2 separate regions of the Mus musculus genome follow, and region 2 is linked to region 1. A link is a loop called in an ENCODE intact Hi-C map of the cell type or tissue named here. Cell type or tissue: heart. All regions are shown on one strand. Links, peaks and the distances in the headings refer to the core of each region. The heading gives the core; the rest is flanking DNA.

Region 1 (16,361 bases), core at 5,249-10,248:
AAATGAATACACAACATACCAAAATGTATAAACAAGGAGAACAGAAACAAATCTCTCACATTTGCTTATAATAATAGTACTGTACTGACAGATGATAGCACCTGTCAGTAACTGACAGATCTAATAGGCAAAGCCAGTAAGGACAGGGTTGACCCACACTCAGAGAATATTCCACCAACAACAATAGAATATATATTGTTTTTCAGGGGATATAAAAATTTACCAACAGAGTAAATACTCTATACTATAAATACAAGTCTCAATAAATGTAAGGGAATTTAATCCATACAAAATGCCTTTTGTTTTCCACGAAATTGCTATGCTCTGCTGTGGTGAGCCTGCTCCTCTTCCCCATCACTTTTCATCCCTTTTCAATCCATTTCATGGTTTCCTGGCCTCATCTTTGAAACTGATTCCAGTGTGGAATAGTTAACATCCTCATTTCTAATAGATAGTGCTCTATGTAAGAAAGAAAAACTGTCAGAATCCAGTCTCAGTTCCTTTTACAGCTTGACTATATCAATGCTAAAAGTTTAACTTCTGAAGCTTGACTTAATAGTCCATAAACTGTATTAGAATAGATTGGGGAAGGAATGTATATTTAAATGTTTAGGCAGTATTTCTAAAATGATCAATACTTAAACTTGTTATCTTTTCCATAATATAAAAATGCCCCCATTGAATTGTGTCACTAAGACATGATAGTCACATGAGTAGTTTTCGTCTCTCCACATAAGCAGCACTAATAAAATTGTTCTTTAAGGCAGTGAAGCAATAGTTAATGGCTTACATCCTGTATCAATATTTTTAAATAAGTGAACTTTAAAAAAGTCAGTTTTCTGAATATATAACAAGTCTTTATGTTTGTTCTTTTATATAACTTTATTTACTTATTTTCTCAGTTCTAGACATTATGATCTTTAGTCTTTTAAGAAACTGTGTACTTAATATGTATAATATTAAGCTGCGTACTTAATATATATAATAAAAAAATTAACTGCATGGAGCAAAATATATCCTAACTGATAGAATCAAATTTAGAATCAGTAGCAAAGATATGAGAATCTCCAAATATTTGGAAACAATATATTTCTACTATTCCAAGTTTTAAAAAAGAAATTAAAGGAGAAGTTAGTATTTTGCTGTTATATGAGTATACGAGGCAGGGTCTTTTTATGTATCTCTGGCTGGAATGAAACTCACTATGTAGACTAGAAGCCATCTTTCAGCCTCAGTGCCTCCCAAGTGCTGAGACTAGAGGCAGGCACCCCCACATCTATTAAGAACCTCATGTTCTTAACAGTGTAGAAATGAATATATAGAGGAATTGTAGAAAATAGGGACCTCAGAAATAAATCTTCACAAACACAGCCAAATTATGTTTTACAGGAGACAGTCAGGAAAGGACAATTTTTCAATAAACAGTGCCAGGAAACCAGATGTACATGTAAAAAACGAATGATCCCATTTTGTATATTAAAACTGACCAAATGGGGCTCACACTCTAAACGATATAGCTTAAGTAAAGTTCCATGGAAGAAAACACAGATAGAAACTGCATGACACGGGTTAGCAATAACTTTGGAGGCATGACACTTGAAACACAACCACTAAAAGGGAAAAAAAAACTGGACATCAAAATTCAAAACTTTTATGTTTCAAGCACACACACACACACCAACAGGACCTCTAAGATTGCCACCAAGAGAGTTCAGTCTTTAGACCCCCCCTTCCATTTTTGTTTCCTGTTTCATATCACTTGTATCCTGCTATTCTGCCAGGCACTCCTGCCATGGTCTCTCTCTACTTTCCTGGTTTCTGTGGTTATTCCATGTTCTATATTTGGATTTGGAGCTAAGAACTATAGATGAGAAAGAACATGTAGTGTTTTGTTTTGTTTTTTCTTTCCAGGTCTGGGTTACTTCACTCAATGTAATTTTTCCTAGGTCTATCCACTTACCTACAAATTTCATGATTCCATTTTTCCTTACAGCTAAATAGTATTCTACTGTGTAGATGTACCACATGTTTTTATTATAAATTCATCTACTGAGGGACATTTATGTTGTTTCCATTTCCTAGTTATTCTGAATAGGGCAACAATGAACACTGCTGAGCAAGTAGCTCTGGAGTAGGGTGTCCAGTTCTTTGGGTATCTGCCAGAGAGTGGTATAGCTGGGTCACATGGTAGATTATTTTTAGCTTCTTAAGGATTCCCCACGCTGACTTCCAGAGTGGCCGTATCAATCTGCACACCCACCAACAGGGAGTGAGGCTTTCCCTTTCCCCACAGCCTCCCCAGCACTTGCTGTCAGTTGTTCTGCTGATCTAGCTAGTCATTCTGAGTGGGATAAGATGACATCTCAAATCTGTTGATTTGCATTTCCCTAACTGCTAAGGATAATGAAGTTATGTCTTTTTTTCTTTAAAGATTAATTAATTTATTATTATATCTAAGTATACTGTAGCTGTCTCCAGACACATCAGAAGAGGGTGTCAGATCTCATTACAGATGGCTGTGAGCCACCATGTGGTTGCTGGGATTTGAACTCAGGACCTTCAGTCAGTGCTCTTAACCACTGAGCCATCTCTCCAGCCCCCATGAAGTTATTTCTTTTTGTGGTATTTCTTAACTATATTTCTTCTATTGAAAAATCCTATTTAGATTCCTAGTCACTTTTTAATTGGGTTATTTATTTCTTGAGATTCTTTGTTTTTTGTATTCTTTGAGGTTTTTGCATATTGTGAATGAGACACTGCATACTTTGGACACAGGACTTGGATTAGATAACCTGAAAGCCTCCTTCTTACAGTCTAGCTTCCAGACCTGAAAATACAAGCTATGCAAGCTGCCTAGGAAGGAAAGCAAGTAGTCCTGCTCAGCTGTGGTACCTATGAGCCACCAAAGAAGCCGAGACAGCACTCCACTAGAGGGGCAATAGATGGCACACACACCTTGGTGGTAACCAACTGCTAAGTGGACTTAAGGTCAATTCAACAGGAGGAAAATCATGTCTTGCACTAGTAACCTAGCCAATTTCCTACAGCTTGTTAAGTCATTTGTTCTTCCAAAGAACTCAGGTTCAGTTCCTAGCACCCACATGGCAGCTCACAACTGTAACACAAGTTCCAGGGGATCTGTCATCCTTACACAGGCATAGATGCAGGTAAAACACCTACCTTCTAAGACTGTAAGCAAGCCCCCAGGTAAACACTTCCTTTTCTAAGAGTTGCCTTGGTCAAGGTGTCTGTTCACAACAGTAGAATAGTAACTAAGATAGCCTCCTAATTGGTTATCCAAATACAACAAGGTCAGCCCTGAAACCATATACATACAAACACCAAAAACAGGCTCAGCAGATTGTATGTATACATTTGTATTTGCATACACTTGTGTATATATGTGTGTGTGTGTACAAGATTATATATATACATGTATAACAATGACAATAAAAAGACAAGGAGGCTATTAATTTGAGAGTAGGGGAATGGAAAGAGGAGACGACTTGAGATATGCTGGAGAAACAGGAAGAGAGAAAGTAATGTAACTATATATTAATTTAAGAAATGTGTAAAAATATATATGCAGCTCACTACAGGAATTATATGACATAATGCACGGTAGTTTTGAAAATTCCTTCTGTAAGTACAAAATCACTTTTGTTTTTCAAATTGGACAGTTCACCAGGGCACAGTGTGGCATATACCTATAATACTAATAAGATCCTATCCCAAAAATAACAGAAAAGAGATAGGGGAAGACAAAAAGCAACTACCGTGAGTCACTTGTCTAAGAGTGTTCTAAGACATAGTTGAGGAGACAGCTGAATCAGTAAAGCTCCTGCCTGGAAAGTCTGAGGACCTGAGTGTGGGTTCCTAGAACACTCACAAGTCAAAAGCAGGACATGGTGGAGAACACCTGTAGTCCTTTGACAGCAAGTTGGGAAGTGGAGATGGCTGAGCCTTAAAAGCTGGAGGGCCAGCTTGTCTAGCATATTTGGAGAAGTTGTAGGGTGCCCAAGGATGTCTCTGCCCTTCACATATGTGTGCACATACACACACAAGATATGCACACACTATACAGAGCAGATTTTGTGATTCAAAATTTTACTTATAGTCAATTAATTGTTAAACATCATAAAATTTGAAAACCTGCTGAAATCAAGTATTTCTGAATCTTAAAGCCATAAGGTGAAAAGTGTAGTAATACAATGTGAAAGAACTTACTGTTTTTTTCTTACTTTATATACAATCAAAACAAATAAAAGGGGGAGTCTGGCACATTTTAGAGCATTGACATTCCTCAATATAGTACTATCATGTACAAACAACATTATCATTTACACGTTTGTTCAAACCCATGGAAAGAAGATGATCATCGTGCAGTGTGTCACTCAGTGATAATGATGTGCCATGTGCTCATCCACCAGCCTAGTGGCTCTCCTGGGCACTGCTGTGAACGGAGGAAGAGGTGCAGCCAGCATGTGAGAACCTTTGTATTGTGTGCCCAGCTTTGCCGTGAACCTCAAAACTGCTCGACAAAGATTAAATCTTTGTAGGAAGTGACTATGCACAGAAGCTGTGATACAGCAGAGTGAAAACGAAGAAATGGCAGTTAGCTTTCTACTCTGAAGCAGCTCTTTCTCAGTGATGCTATCTGGGCTGCCTTTCACAGAACTCAAGATCAAGTGAGATGCACCATCACTCATATACAATGCAGGAAGAATTGTAAACCAAGACCAAATTTTTATAATTAAAGTAAATATAAGTATAAAGTAAGTATAAACCAAATTTTTATAATTAAAGTAAGTATATATAAAGGAAGTATAATTAAAGTAAGTACAAAATAAGTATAAACAAGAGTCCTCTGGGTCTTCATAGTCATAACAATTATTTTTCTTGAGTCCTAATGACATCAAAGAACATGACAGTGATTTTTTTAAAGCCCTTCTAATAGAGGAATAAAAATCAGCAAACTGGTTTCAGATACTGAATGGTATGAAGACTAATTAAGTCTAATTAAAAGCATCCAAACCAATGCCCAGCTCATAGGAATCTAAGACAATAATCACTCTTTTAAATATTTAGTTCATTCTAGGAAAAGAGGAATACTGTTTCCTAGATTCTTTAAATATTAACTGCCTATTAAAACTTTTATGAGAAGCAACCAATTACTTCATATACAAAATCATAATCAGTAGCAAAGTATTGATCACCAATAAGAAAATAAAGGGACTTTACATAGACCATGATAATTTATCTGCACGACCCTAATTTATGAGTCATCTAACTGACTCGTAAAAATTGTTCCTATTTGAGAGATGCCATGTGGTGTTTCAATGTGTACTACTTCTTCAAATGTTTGTTATCTCTGTGATGAGAACATTTAAATCTCTTTCTTTAGCTTTTAAAACACACTGTCATTATCTACAGTCTGGAATACCTTGGCTTCCTGTTTAGCTGTAACATTGTACCATTAATTTACCACACTCTGTCCTTCTCTATACTCCACTCCTCCAGTCTCTGGGAAGCCACCATTATACTCTCAGCCACTAGTAAACCCAGTTGATTATATTCATGTATGGGTAAGAAAATGAAGTGCTTGTCTCCCCAAGAATGACTTATTCCTCTTAACATAAGAATTGCTAGGGTTGGAGAGATGGCTCAGTGGTTAAGAGCACCAGCTCTTCTTCCAGAGGTCCTGAGTTCAGTTCCCAGCAACCACATGGTGGCTCACAACCATCTGTAATGGGATCTGATGCCCTCTTCTGGTGTGTCTGAAGACAGCTATAGTGTATTCATATATATTAAACAAATAAATAAATCTTTAACAAAAAAAAATGCTGGCCCAGAGACTTGAGTCTATTACCCAATTAATAAAATGGTTTATCTGCAAGCGCAAGGGCTTGAGTTTAAGCTCCAGAACTCATAAAAACAAAAGTTCCCACAACAACAAAACCAACCATCAGTGTGTGTGTGTGCTGTTTGTGTGTGTGTAAGTGCATGTGTGAATGTGGGCATGCCTGGTGGCTCACATGTATAGATCCAGCGGTAGGGAAGTGGAAACAGATTTTTCCTAAGGCTAACCTAAATGGTGAGTTCCAGGCAGCAAACAACCCTGACTGAAGGAAAAAAAAGTGGACCGCAGCCCAAGAAAACCACTAGAGGTTGTCCTCTGGTGTCCACAAACAGGCACACACAAAACAATCTCCAGTCCTACCCAATCCACAAATAACAAGAGTGCACCTTTTTAATGACATTTTCATATTTTACAGCTAAAAAGTGTAAAGTTAGAAAGCAGTGTGAAGTGGAGCCTCACGAAATTCCAGCAACTGAGACACTGAGACACAGTTTGAGACCAGCTTGAGTTACAGCTTTTAGCTACAGAGTAAAATCTTGTCTCAAAAGGCAATAAGAAAGGAAGGACAGAGGGAGGGAGGGAGGGAGGGAGGGAGGGAGGGAGGGAGGGAGGGAGGGAGAGAGGGAAGGAGAGAGGAAAAGTAGGGCTGTCAGGAAGGAAAAGTATTTTACCAACGACCACCCACAATAATCTATGGAACCAGAATCAGAAGCCAAGAACAAGACTGGTACTTGCAGGCTTACCTTAAACTCTATCTAAAATGCTAGCTTTCCTATGGACTAGTAAAGTTAATAGTGTGTTTATCATGTATCATTTTCTACAGTATGAGCACAGCAAAAACATAAAGCAAGAAAAAAATATGTGTGCTTTCACTTTCATTCCTTATCCAATGACCAGAAGGTAATTAAAAAAAAAAAAAAAAAAAAAAAAAAAAAGGGACTCAATAAGCAGAACCCAATAGAATAGAACAGGCTGATCTACAAGGCAATACTTCCTTCATAGATTCACTCTCATTATCAATTTTATCTGCTATCTTAAAAATTCAAAATTGGTCCTGTTTCAGTAGGTTTCTTTGTTCACGATGGCTGAATTCTTTAAATAAAGCCCAAACCAATGACTTTAGATCTGTTTTCAGATCTAAAAAATGCTTGAAAATGTGCTACCATTCTTGCTAAACAGAATACATTAAATATTTGAAATACTGTCTGTTGGTAAAAATGGCACCAGGAAATAATTTGTAATTATTCAGCTCTACTTATCTTCATCAACATAACCAACTATCCCTACCTTCACTTTCATTATTCCCGATTGTTTACATCAAATCTAGAAAATAAGAGACTGTTTGCAGGCATCAATGAAAGCCTCTTAGAAAATGTGATTCTGAGCAAGTTCTTAAGACATTTAACCATGAAAATTACTGAGTAGAACATTTTGGTTAGAAGTGTTTATGACTAGAAATAAAATGTGAACACTGGGAAAAACCTGCTTGATGAAAATATCTCTTAATCACAGTTCTATCTCTTTAATTCTAGTTCTTAAAAAAAGTTGTTTTTATTTATTTAAGTACATTGAGTTAGCATGTTAGACTGTGCACTTTGTGCAGTGAATGCAGAGGCCACAAGAGGGCATCAGATCCCCTAGGAATGGAGAGAAGGGTGATTGTCAGCTGTCATGTGGGTGTGGGAATTGAACCTGGGTCCTCTGGAAAAGCAGCCAATACTCTTAACTACTGAACCAACTCTCCAGAGTTCTTAATGAACTGTATCTTTCTTTCAACTAAAGAAATATTAGATAGCAGTCTGGGAAATTAGCTTGGTTATAGAATGAATGCTTATCTAGAATGTGTGAGGAGATCCTACTGTGGTAGGTTAGAGAAAATTAGATTGAGAAAGTAGAACACAAGACCTTGAATTTGATACCAGTGTGCTGAAAAGCAGTGGGCAAGGGTCACAGATATCCACACCCTGGGACAGTGAGATGGCTCAGCAGGTGAAGACACTTGTCACTGAGCCTAACAACCTGACTGAATTCCATTCTGGGACCACAGCTGATTCCAGAGAGTTACCCTGACATTCACGCAGCATGTATATACATATATGCAATAAATAAACATAAAATAAATGTTTTTAAAAAACATTCAAATGAAGGTCTCTGAAAGTAAAAAAAAAACTCATAAAAAGTAATTAAAATTATGAATAGTCATAATTATGGGAAAAGCAAATATCTACTTTAAAAAAGTAATTAAGATATATTTAAAAAATAAAATGTAGTATATGAGAATAAACCCTAAATTACCAAGATTACTTTCATATTAAATGACAAAGTTTAAGCATACAAACATAAGCTCTACAAAATGGAAACTATTGTTACTAAATATTAACATTGTTACTATATATATATATCTTAAGAATAAGGATTACAAAGGAATTTATATGTAAACTTAGACCTGGACACTAAATAGGGCAGCTATTTTCACTGAAGAGCAAATTCTCAACACAGTACGAATTAGAGAGACTAATAATGTTATGTACATTAGACACACACTCACAATTGATAAGGAAAAATTCCTCAGTATTCAAACCTATCTCCAGAGCTAGGATCCACAAAAAGAAAGAATATGCAGTGTCTGTCTTTCTGCCTGAGTTACCTTGATATACCAAATCTGGTCACTATCATCTTTTGTCCTCAAGTCTCATGAACCTGTCCTCACATCAGATGCCATCCTCTTTACTTGTCCTTCGTATTTCTGCAAGTCCTGAAAGCTAGAAAACTTACAATCTGTGAGACTGGTAGCTAAGCTACTTCTACAAATTTCATTTTCTAAAACACTGTTTTCAACCATTTACTCTTTTTTGTCTCTATTTCCACTGTGTTCATAAAGGCCCTCATCACTTCTTAACAGACTTCCCCAAAGAAAACTCAGAGGAGAATTAGTAGTACATAGGGAGGCTGGCCAACTGAAGGAAGAGGTAAGGGGCTTGATTTTCGTCACTGTACAAACTTACGCCTCTCAAGTCATCTTCTAATGCAAGCCAAAACCACGTGTTCAGAATGTAGCTGGCGACTGGGGACCCTCGCCTACGTTCCTCACGTACTACATTATATCCTCTCTCTATCCGTTGTTAGTCAAATATGCACTTTAGGAAATATAAGAAACACAACTTAAATGAATACAGAACAAAAATCTTTGCTTTTAAAGCACAGGAATAATTTCTGTAAAGATTAGAAGGCCCAAAAGTTTCAAGTTTCAATGATGTCTGTGAAGACCTCAACTCATTATCTGAGCTTGTGGAATTTTACATGTTCTGGGCCTGGTTTGGGTCTTTACCACCTGTCCCTCTGTGGGAACAAGAGCTGGTGAATTTAGTTACATTATTTTTGAATCTCTATTGTCCCTCTTGCCCCTTTTCTTGACAACAACGGTATTCTCATTCTCTATTGGAAAGCAACCCTTATCTCCATAAATACAGTTTTGATGTGAATGTCAATCAAGGTGTCCTTCTCTGGACTGAATAAAGGAAATATGAACTAAAATCAAAGTAAGGCCATTACAATGAGTTTCCCAGGAAGCTAATCTTAAGAAAAATTAATGGATAAAGCCCATTAATTTTGACTATGGTACACCTTAAAAAAATAAGAAGAAAACCACTTGCACAGTGAAGTCAAGGACCCCATACATACCTAATTCCTAATTCTAATTCCTCTTGGGGATTCTACCTGTTTATTTCAACTTAAGTTCTGTTATTCTGTTATCCTTCAAGCCAACATATGTTTCTGCTTTCATTATTCATCATTTCCAACACTTGTTCATCTTTGTGATGAATAAATATTTACTGAACTGTTTGAGAGCCGTACCAACCTGGCTAGGCTACAGTACTCAGTTATTCTAACAGGAATCTCATCTTGGTACCGCTCTACAGTAACTATGCAAGTGTGGTTAACATTTACAGGCAGTTCATTTTAAGATGTTATCCTCAATAATGTGGGTAAGCAACATCTAAACTGCACAAAGGCCTGAAGAAGAAAAACTGAGGTTTCTCAGAAGATACAACTTACAGAAAGTTTCTGACCCCACTGTTGGTGAAAGTACAGATATAGAAAGTTGACTATATTCAAGAGACCCCATGGACCTAAAAGTCTAAAATATATAGTACCTGCTACCTTTTATGGAGAAAAATTGCTACTTCCTGGTCTAATTTATTGAAGCAAGCATTAATATATTATCAGGGGAAATGGACAAGAAACAGGTAGAAATGGTAGAAAATATGATTTAAAATAGAAAGAAAAGAGAATGAACAAAGGGTGAGTGCTGTTGTACAGTCTTCAGTATGAGGAAGGCTGAGGCTGGAGAATCACAAGCCGGAGGCCAGCTGAGCTATACAGTAAGCCCTTGCAAAAGAATAAATTGACTGTAACTATTATTTATTGCCAACTTACCATGTACAAAACAGTGTTTTGAACACTGTTTGTGTACTATGTTTTCAATCCTTGTAACATTCCTATGAGGTAGAGATCCATTATCTTCATCTTATATTAGGTAATAAAATTAACTAACTTGACCAATGAGAACAGACATAAATCATAGAATCATGATTATAATCCAAGCAGTTTGGCTCTAACACTGTGTTGTTAACCTCAATATCATACTGACTTATCAGCCATCTTGTAATTTGCACTACACAAATGATGTTGATTTTCCCTGTAATAATGTATAGTCACATGTCACTTAAGGGCAGGGATATGAGAAATTAAGTCACTAGGAGTCTTCATTGTGAAACATCATAGTGCACTTGCCCATGCCCTAGATGGCATAACCTACTGAATAGCTTAGCTAAATGGTAGTGGTAGGTGTGTGTGTGTGTGTGTGTGTGTGTGTGTGTGTGTGTGTTGGGACTATGATGAATGAAATAAAAGATTAAACCAGACAAAGATAAATGATTAATCAAGAATTAAGGTGAGCAAGAGATATATGAGGCTCACCAGCTGCCAGCAAAACATAGCATCTTCTTTTATAGTAAACACACACAAGTTAAGCAGGAAGAGCACAGATAGAGTCTAGAAACTTGACAACTTGTCTTTGAGTGGAAGTGTAACTAGAATGCTTTGCATTTCTACTCCATACATGTAATTTCTGAGTAGAATGTAAGAAGCATACACCAGTAACAATCACTTATTGTCATTATCAAGTCTTATTATATACTATGAGTTCATAGACACCAGTCCTCCTGTCTCCTGCTGAATTGTGGTGTGCATGCCCTCTCCCTCCCCGCTCTCCACCCTCCTCCAGCCCTGAAGCTCAGAAGATGAAATGTTAACTCATAAGTTTCTTTTTCCTCTTCTTCCATGTCCCCCCACCTGTGTGTGTGTGCCACAAACATGTGCGCAAACAGTAGAGTTACAATGTTATGATTCACATTACTTATTAATACAAACCTCTCCACTCTATATAATAACCTAGGGAGACCACTGTTAAAAGTCATTGTATAGTGCCTGTTTTAGTCAGGGTTTCTATTCCTGCACAAACATCATGACCAAGAAGCAAGCTGGGGAGGAAAGGGTTTATTCAGCTTACACTTCCACACTGCTGTTCATCACCAAGGAAGTCAGGACTGGAACTCAAGCAGGTCAGAAAGCAAGAGCTCCATGTAGGAATGTTCTCTACTGGCTTGCTTCCCCTGGCTTGCTCAGCCTGCTCTCTTATAGAACCAAGATTACCAGCCCAGAGATGGTGCCACCCACAAGGGGCCTTTCCCCCTTGATCACTAATTGAGAAAATACCCCACAGCTGGATCTCATGGAGGTACTTCCCCAACTGAAGCTCCTTTCTCTGTGATAACCCCAGTCTGTGTCAAGTTGACACAAAACCAGCCAGTACAGTGCCTGAATAAATTATAAACTTTAGATGAGCCAAAACTGGAATAATCAAGTTTGCAATGGTACTTTTTTTTAAAAAGAGAATTACAAACATTATAAAAATGTTTGCCTATTTATATCTACATACAACTTGCTAAAGAAAACCATGGTACCATGGACTTAATCACTGTCTTTCCTGAAGTTTTATTTTATTTTTATTTATTTATTTTTTTTGGTGTTTCACTTTATCTGTATTTTTGTTTTGTTTTTAAACACAGGATCTCACTATGTATTTCATAGTTCAAAGTGTTTTTCCTGCCTCCTAAATACTGGGATCCTGGGCATGTGCCATGTACCATTACACCAGATTCCCAGCTCATACTTGAATTTAGAAGCTTGTGAATATACAAAGCTAAAACAGAGGCTGTTAGCTGAGGATGGTGACACATGCTTGTATCCTCAGCATTTTGGAAACTAAGAAAGGAGGATCTTGGGTTTGAAATCAGTTTGAGCTACATAGGGGACCCCTCTCTTAAAAGGCCATGGTCTTGCCTAGGATGCACAAGACCCTGATTTGTTGTCCTACATTTCCAAAAAATAAAGTAAAATTACAAAATATTTAAATGCGTATTTTGGAAGCCAGAGAGATGTTTCAGTGGCTAAGCGCATTGTCTGTTCTTCCTGAGTAACAGGCTTGATTCTCAGAACCCACATGGTGGCTCACAACCATCTGTAACTGCAGTCCCAGGAGATCTGATGCCCTTTTTTGGGCACAGCACACATGTAGTGCATGGACATACATGAGGCAAAATACTCATAATAATAATTAAAATTTAAAAATGTATGTTTTAATAGAAGTTTCTCTCAGGACAAATAACAAATCAATAGTCATTTTATTTTACTTGTAATCTTCTATACTTTTTGATTATCTGTATTTACTGCTTCTGCAATTTATTACTTCATAAAAATTAACTTTTCTAAATTGACTTAAAATTTTCCATATTGCTCTAGTGCTTAAACTGAGAAATTATTATTAAAAGGGCAAAAAGAATGAGAGTAAAAAATGGGCTTCTACATATTACTAATACTCGATACTTTCCTGAAAGACAATCTACTTTTAGTTAAGAGTACAAAACATAAAAATGAAATCTCCCAATTTCTATAAGCAGTGGAGATGTATTCTCTGAAAGACTCGTTAAATAATCCTTGTTATCATGTGGCCATTACTAATTAAAGTCCTATGGGTACTGACATCACAATACTTAATAAGGCAAGAATATATGGAAAACGAGTAAGAAAATGGAAATATTTTAAGTTTTATAAAATACAAATGTCCATTATACATTGTAATTTTTGTATTATTTCACATATTTTAGCTCAAAACTAAATTAAAATTGTATATCTTCTTTTCATGCACTATCTATTAAATTAGTTTGCGATTTTACTGTACCTTCGGTCTTCAGGAAACAAAGTAGGCAGTCAGCAGGGTAAGAGCTATAGTGAAGCTACTCATGGTTTGGTGGGAGGTCTGAAGTCATAATGCATGAATTCTCAAGCAAAAGCTGTCATTTGTAACTGTGATGCTAAGATAAAAGAGCAGCTTTGTGTAAATACTTAAAATTCATGAAAGCTGTATCTTGTGCCAAAGCATGAAATCTTCAACTTGGTTAAATAATAAACCTCAGCCTATAAATTCACAATTAAAATGTTAGGTTTTTATAACCATTCCATTAAAAAGATACTACTAGTCGAGCAGAGTAGCAAGCCCTCAGTGACTTGAGAGGGCATGGCAGAAGACGAGAGCTGAAGGCAACACAGTGAGACTCCTGTCTCAAAAAGCAAAACAAGCCGGGCGGTGATGGCACACGCCTTTAATCCCAGTGCTTGGGAGGCAGAGGCAGGCGGATTTCTGAGTTCCAGGCCAGCCTGGTCTACAGAGTGAGTTCCAGGACAGCCAGGGCTACACAGAGAAACCCCATCTCGAAAAACCAAGGGGGGGAAAAAAAAAGCAAAACCAGACAAAACAAAACAAAAAAAAAAAACTACTATCAGAGAAAGGGCTGTTTTCACTTTGATAAACAGCACTAATACAAATCAAGATGGGCTTTTTTTCAAAAGGATTTACTGTTATTAGTTTTAACTAAGTGAATGTGTGTGGTTATGTGCACCTGACACAGGTTCCCGCTGAGGCCAGAGGTGTCATGAACGCGGAGCTCTTGTTACAAGCAGTTGTGAACTGCCCAGTGTGAATGCTGGGAACCAAGCCCAGGTCCTCTGGAAGAGCACTGCTTGCTCTTAACCAAAAAGCCATCTCTCTAGTTCCAAGATCAGTTTTTCTAAAATGAACCTAATTAACCTAGTAACCACTTAATTCCAAGAAAATCTACTAGTACTTGGGAGCAATCCTGTCTGAACTGTGGAGGGGCAGGTGTACACCATGAATTGCAGATTTAGTACAACCAGCCTTTATTCTAGGTGTGAACATGCCAGAACACTAAGAGTAATTAAAATCTCACTTTTAAATAAAATATAGCAAGATCATTACTTAATGGCTAGCCTCAAACTTTCATTTCTCTTGCCCCTCCCCCACCCTGGTGTGTGAATTTATTTGAAAGTTCTTTTTTATTATACTTTTTGTTATTTAAAACAATTTTTAACTTTATATTTTGACCATATCCTTCCCCTCCCTCAAATCCCTCCAGATCCTCTCCCCTTCCTATCCACCCAACCCGTTACAACCATACAACCAAGAAAACAAAGCACCACACCCAAACAAATAACACCCAACTGTAACCAAATACACACACAAACACACACACACACACACACACCCAACTGTAGAGTCCATTATATGTTGGTCAACTATGCTGAACATGAGGCCTTCTCTGTAGTGGTTGATATACCCAGTGTCACTCCATTGGAGAAAACTGATTTTCCCTCTCCCAGCAGGATTACAACAGTTCAGTTGTTAACCTTTACCCTAGTGACTAGGTCGGTTGGTCTGTCTGTCTGTCTGCCTGCCTGCCTGCCTGTCATTCATTTATTCATTTTAAAGAAATATATAACAAAATAATTTATAATAAGATAAAACAAAAGCCGGGTGGTGGTGGCGCACGCCTTTAATCCCAGCACTTGGGAGGCAGAAGCAGGTGGATTTCTGAGTTCGAGGCCAGCCTGGTCTACAAAGTGAGTTCCAGGACAGCCAGGGCTATACAGAGAAACCCTGTCTCGAAAAACCAAAAAAAAAAAAAACCAACAACAACAAAAAAAAAAAACGATAAAACAAAACCTATCACATTGAAGCACATTGAAGTTGGACAAGACAAACCAACAAAGGAAAAAGCCCAAGAGAAGGCACAAAATAAAGAGACCCACTTGTTCACACACTCAGTAATCCCATAAAAACACTAAACTGGAAGCCATAACATAATCACTGAGGACCTGGTACAGAACTGTGCATTCTGCTTTTGTCTCTGTGAGTTCATATGAGCTTTGCTCATGTTCCTTTAGAGGGCCTTGTTTGCTTGGGTCTTACACTTTCTTTCTCCTTTTCTGCAGGGTTCCCTGAGCTCAGAGGAGAGGAATTTGATGGAGATATCCCATTTAGGGCTGAGTGCCCCAAGGTCTCTCACTCTGTAATGTCTGGCTGTAGGTCTCTATTATCTGTTCCCATCTGGTACAGGAGGAAGTTTCTCTCCTGATGGCTGAACAATTAATTACCTGTGTCTCTTGAGTGCTGGGATTACAGGTGTGTGTGTGTGTGTGTGTGTGTGTGTGTGTGTGTGTGTGTGTCACTGAGATCAGCTTTAAAAATGCACTTGAGGGGGTCCTTTTAAAAAGACTTTCACAGGCTGGGGCATAGTGACACACACCTTTAGTCCCAACAGTCAGGAAGCAGAACCAGCTAGGTCTCTTGTGAGTTAAGGACCACCCTTATCTACATAAAGAGACACTGCTTCAAAAATGAAAAAAAGGAAGGAAGGAGGGAAGGGAGGAAGGAAGGAAGGGAGGAAAGGAGGAAAGAAGGAAGGAAGATAGATTATGGGTAATTATTAAAATAATCAGAACTAACATTCAAAGTATTTAAAAATTGTACAAGTAGCTAAATTTATATAGGAGAAATGAATCTGAAAGAAATGAATATATTTTTAAAAGCTAAAAACATTTTTAAAAACTTAAATATAGTTTCTTGAAATGTTTACAGAGGTTCCATAAAGAAACCTGCTTGAATCTAGCATAGTATTAATTACATTAAGATTGTATAAAAAATACTGAGTCAGAAGTATCACCTAGGATAATCCTATTCTGGTATAGGTTGATTTATGAGAGTGTAAACCTTAAGAAAGTATAGGAAATACATCAATAACTCTATAAATAAACCAAAACAGAACAGTATAAGATGCCAAAAATAAATACTTCACCAGAAGAGAGAGGGAAGGATACATCTATCTTGAAACAAAACAAATTCCAAATCAAAGACTATATGTATAAGTTCATACTTCTTCAATCAATAAAGATTAAAAGGTATTAAAAGACAATACGTTTTGCTTTCAGGTACCCTCAAGAATACACAGCCTTTTTATTTATTTACTGTGCTTACAAGTACTTTATAATACAGATAACAAACTCAGTGGTAGCTTTAGAATTC
Region 2 (16,361 bases), core at 6,487-11,486, 53 kb after region 1:
GAGGCAAAGGCAAGTTCCAGGGTTCAAGTTCAGTAGGATTCTAACAGCAAACAATCACGCCGCTCTGCTTCTTTTGTTTAAAACAAACAACTAGAAAATGCCTCCTTATTAGGTAGGTACTGTACGCTATGATTGTTAAATCGCCATCCTGAACATTTCAACTGTTTGTGTCCCCATGCAGCTGTCCATGACCCAAACTTGGAGGAGGACAAGTGAATGCATCTCATAAAGGAGAAGGTAATATAATCAATCGCTTTATCTAACATTTCTACCTGGGCAAAGATGGAAGTTTAATTTTCAAGGTACACGGATACTCTCTGTTGACACTCTACCACACGGCAGAATGCTCTGCTGATCTCCTCTGCCCTGAGTTAATTTGGGACCTTTCCTCTCAGAGAAACAGTAAACAATATTAATTTTCACAGCATTGTGAAGTTGGTGACGTCGCTCAAGCATGATGACAGCTGGTCAGTAGGTCACAAGTTCTCCTCGTTGTTATTCCCACAGACTGGGAAGCCAAGGCGGAGAAGGACATGTGAGACTGGGCAGGCTTCAGCTGTCATCTGTGGGAAGTGGCTTTTGGTTGACCAGCGGTACTTCCCAGTGTCAGCACGTGTGTTGTGTCGGCAGCTCAGACCTTGCGCTGAGGGGCCCCTGTCCTCAGCCACCCTTCATCTTGGGAAAACTCTCTGGTGTAGAGCAGGGAGGTAGGGAGGCAGGGAGGCAGGGAGGCAGGGAGGCAGGGAGGCAGGGAGGCTTCCTAGTGCTAACTCAACTTGTTTAAACCATTATACTTTATCTAAATAATTGCATTGAATACTTCGATACAAGTAAGAACACGCAGGAGAGAAGTAGGAGAGGCTGCCGTGGAAGAAGAAGAATATGCAGGAGAGAGAAGGAGAGCTGCCATGTGCTAAAGGGCCAAGAGAACGTGGCCCAGAGGGCTGCTCAGTTGGGTCAAGAGCAGCCAAGATGGAACATAGAAACTAGTAAGTAGTAACTCAGAGTTAACAGTAGGAAAGTGGATTCTAACAGCATAGAGAGTAGGCAGTTACCCAGCTATTTGTGCTGCCTAAGGCATATATATATATATATATATATATACTTTGATACAAAGCCCTACTATGTCTGTGTTGTTATCCCTGTTTTAAAAGAGGACTCCATCGGGTTCTCGTAGTTAGGAAGCTATGAAGTCAAACTTTAAAACCCAAGGGTTCCTGACTGCAAAGTCCACTTTCTTTCCAGTTGCCTTGCTGAAGTGCCCGCTCTGAATGAAGAAGAACTGGGTCCTGCAGTCTGTCCACAGGAAGAAGACTGTCTGTGAGCACAGTCTCCATGTTCACTGTCTCATGCCGTCCCTGATATCATGGAGGAAATGAATGGTCATTTAAGAATCCTCATTGGCTAAAGAGCTGGTGGTTTAAATGAATGAATCTAATGCAAACTGTGAAGGGCTGGTCCTGGTATTAAGAAGATGGACGATTCTGTGAAGGGAATGTGCTAAGACTTGTTTGTTGAAAATGGAATTATTAATGGCTTGTCAGTAAAGTTAAGAATGCCTTAAATCATTCCTCTCTTACTCTATTCATAGAAGAAATAAAACAGATGAATTTATAAAGGGTTTATTGTCTGCCAGACATTATTTTTTATATTTATATGGGTCATTTAATTCTGCAATGATCCTACTTGGAAGATATAGTTATTTATTACAGTTGAAAGTTCGGGGGAAGAACAGAAAGGTTAAGAAACTTGCCCAAGGATACAAAGGATGGAAATGGTAATGGGGCAGCCTGAACTTCCAAATCTGGACAGCTATTCACTGTCCCTTCTGCTCCTGTCTAATAGAAGGGAAGATCAGACAGAGGTATGAAGGTCTGTGTCTATATTTAGAAAAAAAATTCTTCTTTCTCATTTTTTTATTCCTAGAGGGATAGCCACTTTTTGCAATGCTGAGCCATACTAATGGCAAGACAAGTCTACTGACTATCACTCTTAAGTCTCTCACCACATATCCTCATCCCTCTCTTTCCTTCTCAGCATGACTCTAGCATCCTCCTCTGCCCTTGGGAGTGAGGGGTGACTGTGGACTAAGATCTTTTTTCCCAGGGGTACAATAGTGAGCGCCTGAACACCCATGGGCATGGGCATGGGCACGGGCACTAGATACAAAAGACCCCACTATCACCATAGGCCTTGCTGGAGAAAAAAAAGTCATTTATCCACACTGAGCACTGTAAGAGTGATAAGTGAGTTCTCTTACTCCTTCTTTTCCTCTTCCTCTTCCTCCTCCCCTCCTTTTTTTCCCCCTGAGACAAGCTTTCTCTGTGTAGCCCTGGCTGTCCTGGAATTTGCTCTGTAAAACAAGCTGAACTTGACCTCAAAAATCTACCTACCTTTGTCTCCTGAGTGCTGGGATTAAAGTCGGGTGCCACCATTGTCTGGCTCAAGTGGGTTCTTATGTTGTCTGAAAGTAAGTGTGTGTACCTCACTGGAGAGGGACTGAGCTGTCACCTGCTCCCATCATGAAGCTGGATATAGACAAGCTGCAGTGCCTTGGTTTGATCTAAGCAGCTGAAACTTGCATCTGCTCCACTTTCGTCTGTAGAGGAGACTTGCAGAATTACTCATTCTGCCCAGATGTGTAAAGAAAACGGTTTTCTTTTCTTCTAAACCACTATGGTGTCCTTTATAAGCCCTCTCCTGATGAGTAGCAAGAGGGGAAGGGGTAATTTTAGTTCCTTAAGGTTTCAAACCTAATCTGATTCAGCTATTTGAACAATGTCTTTTGACCTGTGTGTCTTGGAGATAAGGTGAAGAGTCCTTTCGATCCTGCTACCCTGCTTCCTTCTTCCTAAATGGCCCCACAATTCTGAGGCCAAGTCTACCAGGACACCTCCTCCACAAGTCTGCCCTCATAGACAAGGCAGTGTCAGATTGAGGACACAGTGGTCTCCTAACAAAGGAATCAAGGCAGTTGGTCAAGCTGGGTGTTCTGTTGATTTACCTCATGCCGTGTAGAATCCTGAAGAGTAGCATCAGACGACACAGAGACTTCCTGCCTGGCATGTGGCTGTCCCCTACATCCTTTCCCAGCAGTGCAGGAGAGGAGGTCTACTGGCTTCCAGCCCAGGCAGAGGATGTTCTTTTGATACCAGAGAAACAAAGAAGAGGCTCAGTTTTTGAACTTGAGTGTGGAAGTGTGGAGGATTTTTTTTTTCCAGCAATAGTTGACCAACTCACTAGGTTGCTAAGCTTCCAGATGGGGCCTCATGGGAAAGGGGGCTACAAAAAGGACTAGAGGAATGAAAATACTGTGTTTACTGAATATCGTCCCCTGTTATGTCAAGGTAGACTTGGGTTAAATGGCTCCCTTACATGTGCATGCTCATGCTCATGCTCATGAGTGTGTGTGTGTGTGTGTGTGTGTTATAGTAGAAAATGCTTCCAAATTCCCCTCAAAGATGTGGCCTCTTCTATTTCTTTGTGTTCTACACAACTTTTGTACAAACCCAATTTCTTACCCTTAAAATGGTATAACAGTGGTATGCACCTCACTACATAGTTAACAAAGTTTAAGTCTGTTTCCATATATCCAGAATGTTAGACTTAACTGTATTGAAGGAAGCATTCAACACATTAGCTATTTAGATCCTAATAAATGAATGTCATATATTTCAAACCTCAGAAATGTGTTCTGCATTGTGCAGAAGAGTGTGAGTTTTTAAACCAATTGAAGTTGCACAAACCCAAGCAAGTTGCGTGTCCACTGTGAGCCTTTCTGAGAAAGACAGAGAACATCATCGTAGGATAGGTATGTGTGTGTGATGATAACTCTTCCTTGTTAACTGGATTTAGAATCACCCCGGAGACACACATCTAGTAGTTCCTGTACGGGCATTTAAGGAGAGGCTTAAATGAATACAGGAGGTGCCATCTCACAGGCTAGAATCCTCAGCTGACTATGAAGGGGAGTAAGAAGAGAGTAAGCTGAGCGTCAGCTTGCATCTCTTTCTCTGCTCCTTGACTGTGGCTACAATGTAACTCGCTCCCATCATCAGGCCCCCCCCACCTCCCCATCCTCCAACCCCACTCCCCACTCCCCCTGCCCCTGCCATGATGGACTGACTATCTCCTTTAGACAGTGAACTAACATTCCTTCTTTTCTTCCTCAAGTTTCTTCCAACAGGTATTTTGTCACAACAAAACCTAATCGTTCTTAAATTATGCCCTGCATATAAACCATGTAGCGAAGAGTGACACCTAACTGAGTGAGGCTCTTCGCTCTCCTTTTTCCTTATGTCAGCAGGATGCTGTCTCAGAACCAATGACAGCTGGGTTATCAGCCAAAGATCTTACATTTTTATCACCTGCCCAATATACTATGGCAGAAACTCAGTAAAGGGTGTGTAACCAATTTAAATGAACCTCCAAAGCTAGAGCTCGAAGCTATAACTTTTACTCCATTGAACGCTGCTGGTTTGAAGACAGTTGTTTCAGGCCCCTCAACCAACAACTTCTGTCACGTTAGGAACATCTCCCCTACAACCTTGTTTCTTCATTAAAATTCCCCTGGGGTCTGCTGGAGGCATTTGTGTCTGCTTCGGTCACATCGCTAAACCCACACTTGGAGAGAAAAGTGTTTGCATAAATACTAGCAGATGAATTTTTCAAAGATCACTTTTTCTCTCCTGGCACTCTGTGAGGGAAATGAGCAAATATAAACAGACAAGCATTGCACTGGGAAGATAGCAGATGAGCCTCTGCCGGGACCTGGACTGGCCTGGAGTTTCCACATTTGGGAGCTATAGGATTATGACAAAATCTATTTGTAATAGTCTTGCTTTTGATTTCTCAGCCACAATATTAATTGCTTAGAGACTTGGCTCATTCCACACACTCAGCCTAGCTTTCTCCTTGGAGAAGCCAGCAGGATTCTGGAAGTTCCCTCTCTAGAAGGGGTTTGCCTACTTAAGTCTAGCATAAACTCAGTTATACTCGGGAGTCATGGAGAAGAAAGGAATTTATCGTAACTCTATGCAAGGGCAAGTGAGAAGAAGCCTCCGTTTCCTGTTTCGGATGACTTCACACTTATGACCTGGAGTGTATGATGGATATTAAACATGGGAACTGATCACACAGACTCCCTCACTTTTCTTGATTTGGGCCATTTTGGTTTAACCCATACACCCTAGAAGATGCCTCTGTCCATGAAGTCCATGAAGTTATCCTTAACACCAACCTATGCCTTTGGGCCAGATAATATCTTCAGCCATATGTATAACAAATTTTCTGGAGCATCTAGGCTATAGACTAACTAGTAATATCCATCCCCTCTCCTAACTCATATTTTGATACCTAGTCCCCATGGTTGATGATGTTGAAGGCAGAACTTTCCGAGGTAGTTAGACTGTGGGCTAGAATCCTAACAAATGGGTTTAATGTCTTTATAAAAGAGAATGTGGGGCCAGCATGATGGCTTACAGATGCCAAATCTGATGACCTGAATTTCATCCTGGGACTCTTATGGTTAAAGGAAAGAAACAAGTCCTACAAGTTGCCTTCAGACCTGCTAATACACACTGTGGCACATGCATGTGTGAAGGCCCACAAGCACACAATATTAGATAAACTAATAATGATATGCCCAGAGAATTTCTCAGTTCTTCCTACCATAAGAGAACAGTGAGAAAACTGCTATCCATAAACCAGGAAGCAGGCTGGCAAGAGACAGAGTCTCTTGGAACTTCCCGACTTCCAGAGTTGTGAGAAATTAATTTCTGTTGGAGATACTCAGTCTGTATTATAGCAATCCAAATGGAATAAGACAATCTACTAGAGATCATACACTGTCCTAAGAATAAAAACGTAACAGTGGAGAAGTCCCTAATATTACATAACTAAAGTCCAGTGGGAAAATAGCCAGTCATGTTATGTTCTAATGATTCATTTAAAAACTGCAGCAGAAGCAATAGTTTCCGTTACCATCACCAACCATAATATGTTCCAAGGACTGGTTTTGGAGTAAATGAGTGAGAGACGCTGTCCTGTTTATTTTTTAATTTTGTGGTGCTAGGAAGGAACCCAGGGCTTGATGCACATGCTCAGGCAAGCAAGTGTTCTAGCAGAAGTCCCATCTTGTGGCATCTTTGTTGTCAGAGCCTCCATGGGACGAAGGTTTTCCATCATCTATAGTTGACTTGGCTGATATCTTCTTCATGAGGTATCTTTTAAGTCCTCTCAAGAGCCTCCAGTTTGTTCTCATTATGGAAGAGCCTGGGTCTTGGAGAACACTTTACCTTGGGTGGACAAGGATTAAAACATTTTTTAGAGTTATGCTGATACTTGTCTATAAGGTTTCATGAGTGAGGTAGCACTATGTCATAGAAAACCATAAGCTTTGAGGCTAGCCCTGGATCCTAGTCCTAACTCAAATGTTTCTTAGCCATGTGCTTTTGGGTTATATTTTACTTTTCTGCTCTTTAATCGACTCACATAGAAAACAGGGAGAAGAATACTTGCCTCTGAGTTTCAGGTTCTTATGTGAAATAGCCCTGAGAAGTATTTAGTACTGAGCACCAGGAGAGATAATATTGATTGTCAGCTCGATTGGATCTAGGATCAGCTAGGAGACAACCTTTGGGCACAGCTGTGAGGAAGCCTCTAGATAGGGTCCCTGCTGTTGGTGGCACTGTTCTATGGGCTGGAATTTCCAGATGAATAAAAAGGAAGACATGATCTTCGCACCAGGGACAGTCTTTCTCTGCTTTCTGATTACAGAGTTAAAGCAACTCACCATCTCAGGCTCCCGTCACACTGCCTCTCCACTTTGATAGACTGACTGTATCCTCCAACTGTGAACCCAAATATACCCTTCCTTCCTTAAGTTGTTTTGATCAGGCAGGCCCTTGAAAATGTGAAAAATAGCAAGCACACACTCCAGAACTGTGCTCTGTATGGCACAGGGCATCTTTGAAAGAAAACATTTGCATGGAATGATTTATGACAGCCATATAACTGGGAGTTAAATGGCAATGAAAAACTATATCCACAGCTGACTCTACCTCATCCTAATGATGCCAAATTCCATCTCCTTCAATCTACCTTAACTAGAATTCAAAAGCATTAACTCACGGGCAAGTGCCTCAACCAGGAAACCCAAATCAGAATAAGTGATAATCTGGCCCTTTATACTTAAAAAACAAGATCCTCGGCTTTGACTTTACCTCTTCTTTACTGTGCTTTTCATAGAGTGAAAATGGTATACATACACACACACACACACACACACACACACACACACACAGTCCTTGAAAATGTTGCACTAGAGGTAAGACTTGTGATCACAAATACAAGGGGGATACAAGCTAGGTGACTGGGGCTATTGTTGTAGGCGATTGCTATATTCTCATGAGTTGCTAGATTCCCCCATGAATCTATCCTGAAGGCTCATCTGCAACTTTTGGGTTATTGAAACAAATGCTAATGGGACTTACCAAATCGTTGAATTGTAAAGCTTATGTGAAATCTTTTTAAGTCTCCAAATTTTGAACGTCATACTTTAAAAAAAAATTATGGAAACAAATTTAATGTCCAAAACACAAACACTGACTAATTGAAATGTTGATTATTTAATGTTGATTGTATCCATTAATAACCATAGTTGATGAGCCAGTAAAGTGGCTTGGCAGGTAAAGATGCTTGCTGCATAAGCTTGGCAATGTGATGGCCGAACCTCAGAACCCATGTAGAGGTAGCAGGAAGAACTGATTCCACAAAGTTGTTCTATAACCTCCACACAGCACACACCCACACACAATAATAATAAATAAAAATAATAAACAATCATGACTGGATACGTTACCATATAACAGAGAAAATGGTATATAATTTTATGCATTCAGAATGAGTTTAACTGTGTTAAATGACTAAGTCTGTGCCCATGGAAAGATCAGAAGAAAATATTCATAAAATGTTAGTGTGTGGCCAGGTGTGATGGCAATTGTCTTTAGTCTCAGCAGAGGCAGGTAGATTTTTGAAGTCAAGATCAGACATAGCAAGTTCCAGGACACCCAGGGATATGTAGTAAAACCTGGTCTCAAAAAAGAAAAAAATAGTTATTGTGTGAGGCTTGAAAGTATAGTTAATTTTGAGAATGGTCTTATTGTATTTTCATTGCAGGTGTGTATTGATTGTTTAGTTTTGAAAAGCATTTTTAAATGAAGACTTCCAATAAGAAATATACACTTTCCCAAGATGATTCAAATGAACCATTCATTTCCAAGGAGAATTCTCAGCTGCTTTCTAGTTGGTGTGCAAAAGGGAGGAGTTTTCAGAAACCAAATAACTAAATAGGAACCAGAAATTATGCCTCAATTAAGACTGAAGTCTGGTAGTGCTGGTGGTGCTGGTGGTGGTAGTGATGCTGGTGGTGCTGGTGGTGCTGGTGGTGGTGGTGGTGTGTGTGTGTGTTTCGAGTTGTTTTCATTTTAGTTGCCAAGTCATGTGGCCTGTGTCTTCCCACTCTCGGGTGAGATCAAGGTTTCTCCTTCCAAGTCATGGCATCTGGTTCTCCACTTATGCGGGCTGGGGGTGGGGGAGCTACAGGAGATAAGCATTAGACTGACACCAGGCCCCACTGCAGGGGCAAGTCAAGCGGAACAGCACTGAATCAACTAACTTTGTCTCTGTTTGAAAGTTAGCTCCAGAAGTTCCTGGTTTTGAACTAAAGGAGAAAGCAGACAGCGAGTGATCAGATCCTGTCTTCCCCATGATCTAATATCATCTTTCTCAGAGGACATTTTAATGTTTCTTTTTGTTTTCAAAATTCTTCTTGCAGTCATATCACATTAGGAGTCCTGGATGCTTCTTAGTCCTAGTTTTTTGCACAGATACTTTTTTGTCCTCTCCCCCTCTCTCTCCATTTTCCTTTCTCTCCTTCTACCCCCTCCCTCCCTCCCTTGTTTCTTGTTGTGTCAGTTTAGGTCTTAGAAGCAGAGTGGCTGACTAGATTGTTCTCCATGAAATCAGACCATTAGACAAGTGCTCAGGGCTTAGCCCACTCGGGGTTTTTTTATGTTTAGAAAAACAAGAAGCAGGAATCATCTCCTAAGTCACCAGGACAGACACCCAGTAGGGTCTCACCAGGACAGGCAGACACCCAGTAGGTTCTCACCAGGACAGACACCGAGTAGGTTCTCAGAGGCAAAGCTGGTCCTGTCCTGATGAGGCAGCAACCAGAAATGTCTCAGCAGCTTCTTAGTTCATCACAATGCTGGACTGGGCATCTCAGCTGCACTATTATACTTCAAGTTAAAGTTTTAGGCAAAAGATACATTCTAGAAAGCTCAGTGAGGGCTCCTGAGATGGCTCAGCGAAAAAAGGCGTTTTCTGCTTACCTTGTCCACCTGACTTCAATCCCCAGAACTCACATGGGAGAAGGAGAGGCCCACCTTACAGAAGTTTTCCTCTGACCTTCACATACATGCAGTAACAGGTACACACACACACACACACACACACACACACACACACAGGAGGGGAGAGAAAGGAAGAGGAAAGTGAGGAAGAGGGAGAGGGGGAGTGAGAAAGAGAAAGAGAGAAGGAGAGAGGAGATTATCATTTTTTAAAGCGCAGCAAACAAAACAATACAAAAGAAAATTAAATTAAATTTGGTCCTAAATCTTGATACTGAGATATCATAAATCTAAAAATGGGCTGGCCTGGAGAAATACCATTTTGGCTTAGCAGCCTTGTAGCAACTTAGAGAATTCCAAACTCCAAGACTCAGAACTTGGACGCAAAAGAGGGTTATCAGTGTAGTGCCTTGTCCAGCTGAGATTTACTAGACAGCCCAGTATTAGCAGTTCCCAGGGGGCCTGGGCTTAGCTTGAGTCAGTCAGGGTGTGATAGGCCACAGTGCTGATCTCACCTAGGCAAGCCAACCAAGTTCTCTGCCCCCTCCACCCACCCCCTCAGCCTGCTGTCAGCCACCTCTACCACCCCCACCCCTGCAGTTACCTCCTCTCTGCTATTTACCCACAACACAGCCAGCTGTGGAAGTTCGGTGACTCATTTGCTACTTAGGTATTTTGGGTTCATTACCCTTCAGCCACTTTACTGAGAAGAGCCACTCCCAGTGGTGCCAAAATAGAGAAGAGAGGAAGTAGGGCCAGCAGATGGGAGGGGGTGGGGCAGAAATTCAAGGACTGCTGTGGAAAAGGTCAACGGAGGTGCTGTTGTCCACGCCAGCGCTCCTGAGCAAGGCCACTCCAAAAGCAACAATGGAAAGGAAGCACGGCTTTGATTAAAACTTCATTGAGAGTCCTGGACACACAGCCACAAGTTCTCAACAACAGAGATGATGTGTTCAGGCATCCAGGGGAAGCGTCATTGCTCCTTGGGAATATTTTTAAGCAACCACACCCAAGCCGAGTTGACTTGGCCAAGAACAGGGTGGAAAGCACAATTACTTGAGAGTTAAGCCCAGCCTACAACACACAATCTGATCATTCCCTGTTCTCTGACCCCTGCTTCCAAAATGTGTGCGAACCTTTATCTCATCTATCTGGATTTGTTCTGTGGACTGATTTTGGTATGGAGTGGCTGCTATCTAGAACAGGGAGACATTGCATGAACAGTAGAGACATGTGTGAGCCAGGGTTACAGCTAAATAGTAGAATGCTTGCCTAGTATGCCTTAGGTCCAATTCCCAGCAACCACAAAGCAAACAAAACCTAGAAACTACATGTCAGGTCGTCCAGAAGGATTTGGAGAATGCATTTGAAAGGCTTCAGAATATGGTTACAAATCTTTCTCCTTAGGGATGCTCCATTCCTGGTGCTTCTGCTGCTAACTTGCCTTGTTCCAGCTCCAGTCTCTTTGGAATAAATATAAAATTACTATTTGTGATATTTGTCCTTTGATTGTAGTTTAAGGCTTACAAAATGAATGAGAACCCACTGGGCATATCCATTCCTTTCTAATTATGCATTCATTTATCAGACAAATATTCTCCCCAATACTGAATATTAGAGCCAGTTGTCCAGGTCCAAAGCTGGGGCATGGGCTAGAGGCTGCTTCCAAGAAGTGATTCCAGAATTCAGCTGAACTCTTGAATTCGGAGAGAAAGGAGCTATTAAGGACAACTCATGTTGAATTTTGAGGTTATTGACTTTGGGCTCTTGCTTCCTTCTCATGAGGCTGGGATGTTCATGATGTAGAGAGTGCATATAGCTGCTAAGAGCAACTACTTTTCTGGAAACTGAAACACAAAGCAGTATGCAAATGAAGCCAAGTATTTGATGGGCTAGAAGAAAGATCCAGGTTTTTGATGGCTCATGCCATCACAGTCCAAGGCAACAAGACTTTAGTACCATGGAGATTACATCCTTTTAATTAATAAAAATAATAATACCATGCATTTACAAATTAAAAAACATCACTTTCAAATAGCCTTGGGAGTAAATCATGGGCTAGAGATACAGTGCAGTGGTAGGGGGCGTGCTTAGCATCACAAAGCTCTAGGTTCAAAACTCAGGGGGAACAAAGAACTTCAACACAAAACCCAAATACCTGACTTATTTTATTTTACTTAATTTTTGAGACAGGGCCTCATTCTGTAGCCCTGGCCAACCTGGAATGCCTTCTATAGACGAACTCAGAGATCTTCCAGTCTCTATCAATAAAGCACAATTCTAAGTAGCTTTAGGTATAATCATACAAATGAAGAAACAAATCATAACTAAAATTAGAAAATGTGTACAGTGGCAAATAACAAATAAAAATATGTTCCCAGGTTCTCCTGAAAGAAGCTTCATTAGAAATTTTAAGAAATCAGAAATTAAGGAGCTGTAAGTGTTGAGCTCAAGATAAAGGGATAGCAGCACAGAGGAAGGCAGAGGGAGGCAAATGCTAAATAATAGAAGTCAAAATTAAAATAAGTTATAATAGAAACTGTCAAGAAAACAGAATTTGGCAAGCAGTAAAGACTAATAAAATTGAGATAGATTAAAAGGGAAAATCATTTATATATGCATATACATATATAACAGAATTTATAAAATAAGAAGAATGTCATAAACCTCATACAAGTAAATTTGAACAATTACATGACATACCCAGTTCCTTAGAAAAATGAAACTTACCAAAGTGGACTCAAGAAGAAATAGAAAATCTAATTTAAGAACTACAGCTATTTCTAAGCAGTTGTACTTGTAACTTAACATCCAACTACAAAACAAAATAAAGTAAAAATAAAGCACACAAGGGACTGAGAGGTTTGTAAGTAAATGTAGCCAAATGCCTAAGAAAAAGTTTCCCCAGTCTTATAAATCTACTCCAGCACACAGATAAAGAAGCAGAGAAGAGAGATTGACCACAACTTTTTGTAGGATGCTGGGATGATCTTGGTACCAAAGGAAAAGGACAAAAAGAAAATTTATAGACCCATTTCTCATTTAATACAGATGTTAAATTCCTAAAAAAACCCAAACGTATGGAAAATTAAATCCAGCAGTGAATCAGAATTAACATAAGTTCAGACTTCTCTCAGAACACAATTAGAACATTAGAAAACATATTAATTTGCTACTTTATACCTTGAAGAAGGAAAAATAGTGATCATTTCCATGTATGGAGAGGAAACATTTTCTGAAATTTAATTTACATTAGATGTTATCAGCATAGTTATAGAAGAAGCATCCTTAGCTTGTTAGGTGGTATCCACCATACATTTGCAATGTATACAATAGAATGTATGTGCTGACTTAATCATGAAATAGTATGAGACTATCCCTGATGTCTACAAGCTCAGCCCTGGAGGTCCTAGCAAGAACTGCATGATAAAAAGAAATTAAGCATGTAAGAATTTAAAAGGAATGAACAAGTAATTTTATTTACAATCAATATGGTTATCTACCTAGGAAATTCAAGACAAACTACAAATTATTATAATAACAGCATACCAAAATCCACACATACAAGGTTAAAATGTAAATATCAGATGTGATCCTAAATAGGAGAAACCAATAATTAGAAACTGTAAAGATAATGGGTGTGTGTGTGTGTTTCACTAGCTATGGTGGCATACACCTTAATCCCAGCCCTTGGGAGGCAGAGTCAGGCAGATTTCTGTTGATTTCCAGACCAGCCTGATTACATAGTGAGTTCCAGGCCAGCTAAAAGTACATACTTAGACCTTTTCTCAACCCTTCACTCCTGGAAAAAAACAAACAAACAAACAACAACAACAAAACATATTTCTAGGATCTGGAAAGACAGCTCAGTGGTTAAGAACACCTACTTCTCTTGCAGAGGATCCAAGTTTGGTTCCCAGCATCCATATCAGGTGGCCCACAATAGCCTGCAATGTCATCTCCAGGAAACCTGATGCTTCTGCTTCCTTGGGTACCTGTACATACTTACACATGCCTACCCCCCCACCCCCGCACACACATATACACATAACTAAAAATATTTTTTTATTGTTAAAAAAGGTTTTGGCCAAGTATAGCATCATAAATTGTGTCCTAGCACCAGAGAAACTGAGGCATGAAAATCACAAGTTCAAGGCCAGCCTGGGTAACATATTGAGACCCATCTCAAAAATTCCCCTAACTGAAAACAAACAACAAACCAAAATGACATGCTAATCTTGGAAAATTAAAATTAGAAATCACTGGTCAAGTGTATTAATAACTGGAGATAAGCCAAATGGTCAAATTAAAATTAAATCAATCATTTTATATGTCGGATAAGTAAAATTAAAGACAAAAAGGTCTAAATATTGGCAAAGATGTGGGAAAGATATAGCTCTATGGGTTATCTGCACCCACTCCACTTCCCCTAGAATGCATTTGCACAAGATCAGGAAGCTCCTTTTATTTACAAGCCTAATCTCCACAGCATAGAATAGTGCCTGGTACTGAGGGCAGTATGGACAAGAACTAGGAAAGTTGACGATGCAGATAGAACACTCCATTAGTAAGAACATAGTTCCCAGGAAAGCCCTAGGCAACTTCTTTCATAACTACATCAGAGATCATATATATGCATATATATATAGTCAAAATAGCAGTATATGAGACTAAAGAGATTAATAGAACTATTCATATAATACTTTATCTATCACCTGAAGTGAGTAATATAGAACTAAGGGTGTCAAGGTGAATATAAGATATTTTTCACTGCACTTCAAATATTTTCTCTTGGGAGTTATATATTGTCTTCAAGAGCTAAAATAGAGGCTGGGTGGTGGTGCCGTACAACTTAAATCTCATCACTCAGAAGGCAGAGACAAGCAGATGTTTGAATTCAAGGTCAGTCTGGTCCATAGAGCCAGTTCCAGGACAGTCAGGGATACACAGAGAAACCCTGTCTCGAAAAATAAACAAACAAAAGAACAAAAATAGTTAGAAAAATAACCTCAGTATAAAATTAAAACTAATACTTTAAAGTAACATTTGGTTTGGTTTGGTTTGGTTTGTTTGTTTTTGCAGTGCTGGGATTGAACCCAAGGTGTGGTTGTGCATGCTCGGCAAAGTAGCACTGTGCTCTTCCCAGCCTAATTTGTAATAATTTTTGCTCCTGACAAGTTAAAAAGTAAAACCAGATATAATAAGAGGTCTGAAATGACATGTGGATCTAGAGAGGGTGAAAGGAATCAGAGAAGCATTAGAAGTGTTAACACTTGAGTTGTGCTTAGTCGGTAAGCAGGTGGGAACGGGGCAAGAGATTCTCCATGGAGTGAAGCCAGGCCCAGGCAGAGGAAACAGTGCACTGTAGAAAATAGAGCAGCTCTGGGAGTGTTTAGAAGCTCAGCTGCACTGGAATATGACCCAGCACGGAGTAATGGTGAAAGGTAGGTTGGGATGAAACCTCGGAGAAATTCAAATACACAACAAAGTGGGAAAATATAAGCTAGCTAAAGTCCACCACAGTGCCTGGACTCTTATTTCATATAGCAAGCTCCATTGGAATGTAGATACATTCAGATTAAGGTGTTTTCCTAGTAAACTAGGGGTTTTTTTCCACTTAAAAAGTTATGTCCTTAAGAAAATAAGCCAAGTGTAGTGGCTCACATCTGAAAATACAAAACCTAGAAGACTAAGGCAGAAGGATGACTGTGAGTTTGAGGCCATCACAGAATGAGAGACTGTCTCAAGAACGAAACAAACTGTAAATAAAAAATCAAGGAAAAAAGATAAAATGTTAGTAATAATTGTATTAATACTTAAAAGGATGCTACAACCCAAAGGTATAAATAAATAAACATAGCTAACTATAAGAAGATGTTTCTTACATTCCTTTCACAATTATTACAACTTAGTTTATCTACAAATTTTACCTCAATTGATATAAACAGTCTTTTACTTGCTTGACTTAATTTTAGACTAGAAATTCATTAATTTACATTGGGTGGGAATAGAGTGCTCACCTAGCATCTGTGAGATTCTAAGTTCAACTCTCAGTATGGGGTGAGGAGAAGAAAACTAAGTGATATATTTTATTTTACTACAATTCATAGAGGACAGACCTATGGGCTAATCAGTGATGATACGAGAGACCTAGGTCTGTGTATGGTTTGTTCTTATAGAACAAAGACAGGGACCAATCCTTAATGAGAAGGCTCTTTAGGGCTGGTGATATGTAGTAATGGAGTTTGCATTGTAAACACAAGCAGGTGGGCCACATATACTCTCAACTTGGGGAGAGTATGGAAGGACTCTCCCTAGAGGAAGAGATGCTAAGGCAGGGCATTCAACAGTTGCTGATCTGCACCAGACGAGAGAGGCTTGGAGAGTGTGTCAGGAGGTTCAGGAGTGAAGCAACATGTGTGTACAGTCAAGTATGAGAAGAAAGTATGCTGAGAACTTGATAGAAGAAGACTTTCAAGCTGCAGGCAGGCAGACATAAAGGATCTTGTGAGGATCAGTTCTCTCCTGCGGTTCCTGGGAAACAGCAAAGTACCTTAAGCATGCAAACAGCTGCTTCACTCTGGTTTCATATCCACTCTAAAGATTGCTCTAGAAGTCACCTGGCCACTGGCAGAGTGTGGCAGGTGGGGTAGAGAAGAAGCAATTAGCAGAGCGCTCTGATGCAAGTGACAGCGGACAAAGTCCTCAGCTTAAGTAGAAGCAATGAGAAGGGATCCAGAGATCTTAGGTCACAGAGCCCTACACCTGAGTATCTGATCAGGTTTGTAGGGGAGAGAGGGGTAAATCCAAGGGAATGGATACATGTCTAACTTGCTGCTTATGTGGACAGTGATGCTGAGTACCTTGCATGAAGAGTGGCAGGTGACAGGCAAAGATGATGACTTGTTATTGATGTAGAAAGAGTTGGGTTGGACACGCTGACTTGAA

The links. A loop is a pair of places that touch in the nucleus more often than their neighbours do. Peaks named below come from ENCODE experiments on the same cell type or tissue, not always from the same donor. Only the 100,000 strongest peaks of a DNase experiment are listed, where the experiment ranks them.
Region 2: a loop joins it to region 1, with 3 times the contacts of the local background. A loop is called at or near these places in 2 of 42 quality-filtered maps.

The regions. Positions count from the first base shown.
Region 1 is chr3:105,764,245-105,780,605 of GRCm38, forward strand. The region is part of intron 1 of Rap1a (RAS-related protein 1a); the gene reads right to left. Among named protein-coding and RNA genes, the nearest start is that of Rap1a, 29 kb to the right of the region's middle. In heart, for the core only: a CTCF peak has its summit at 7,477 (motif pointing right); no DNase peak of the experiment used is centred there.
Region 2 is chr3:105,815,737-105,832,097 of GRCm38, forward strand. Gm46838 (a long non-coding RNA gene) reads right to left here and starts at 10,117. Exons shown (of 2, transcript XR_001784065.2): 1 at 10,018-10,117; 2 at 6,031-6,296. Gm5547 (predicted gene 5547) reads left to right here. Exons shown (of 3, transcript NR_045845.1): 2 at 182-237; 3 at 1,246-1,623. In heart, for the core only: no CTCF peak of the experiment used is centred there; DNase peaks (open chromatin) are centred at 8,555 and 10,255; H3K27ac peaks cover 935 bases; H3K27me3 peaks cover 967 bases.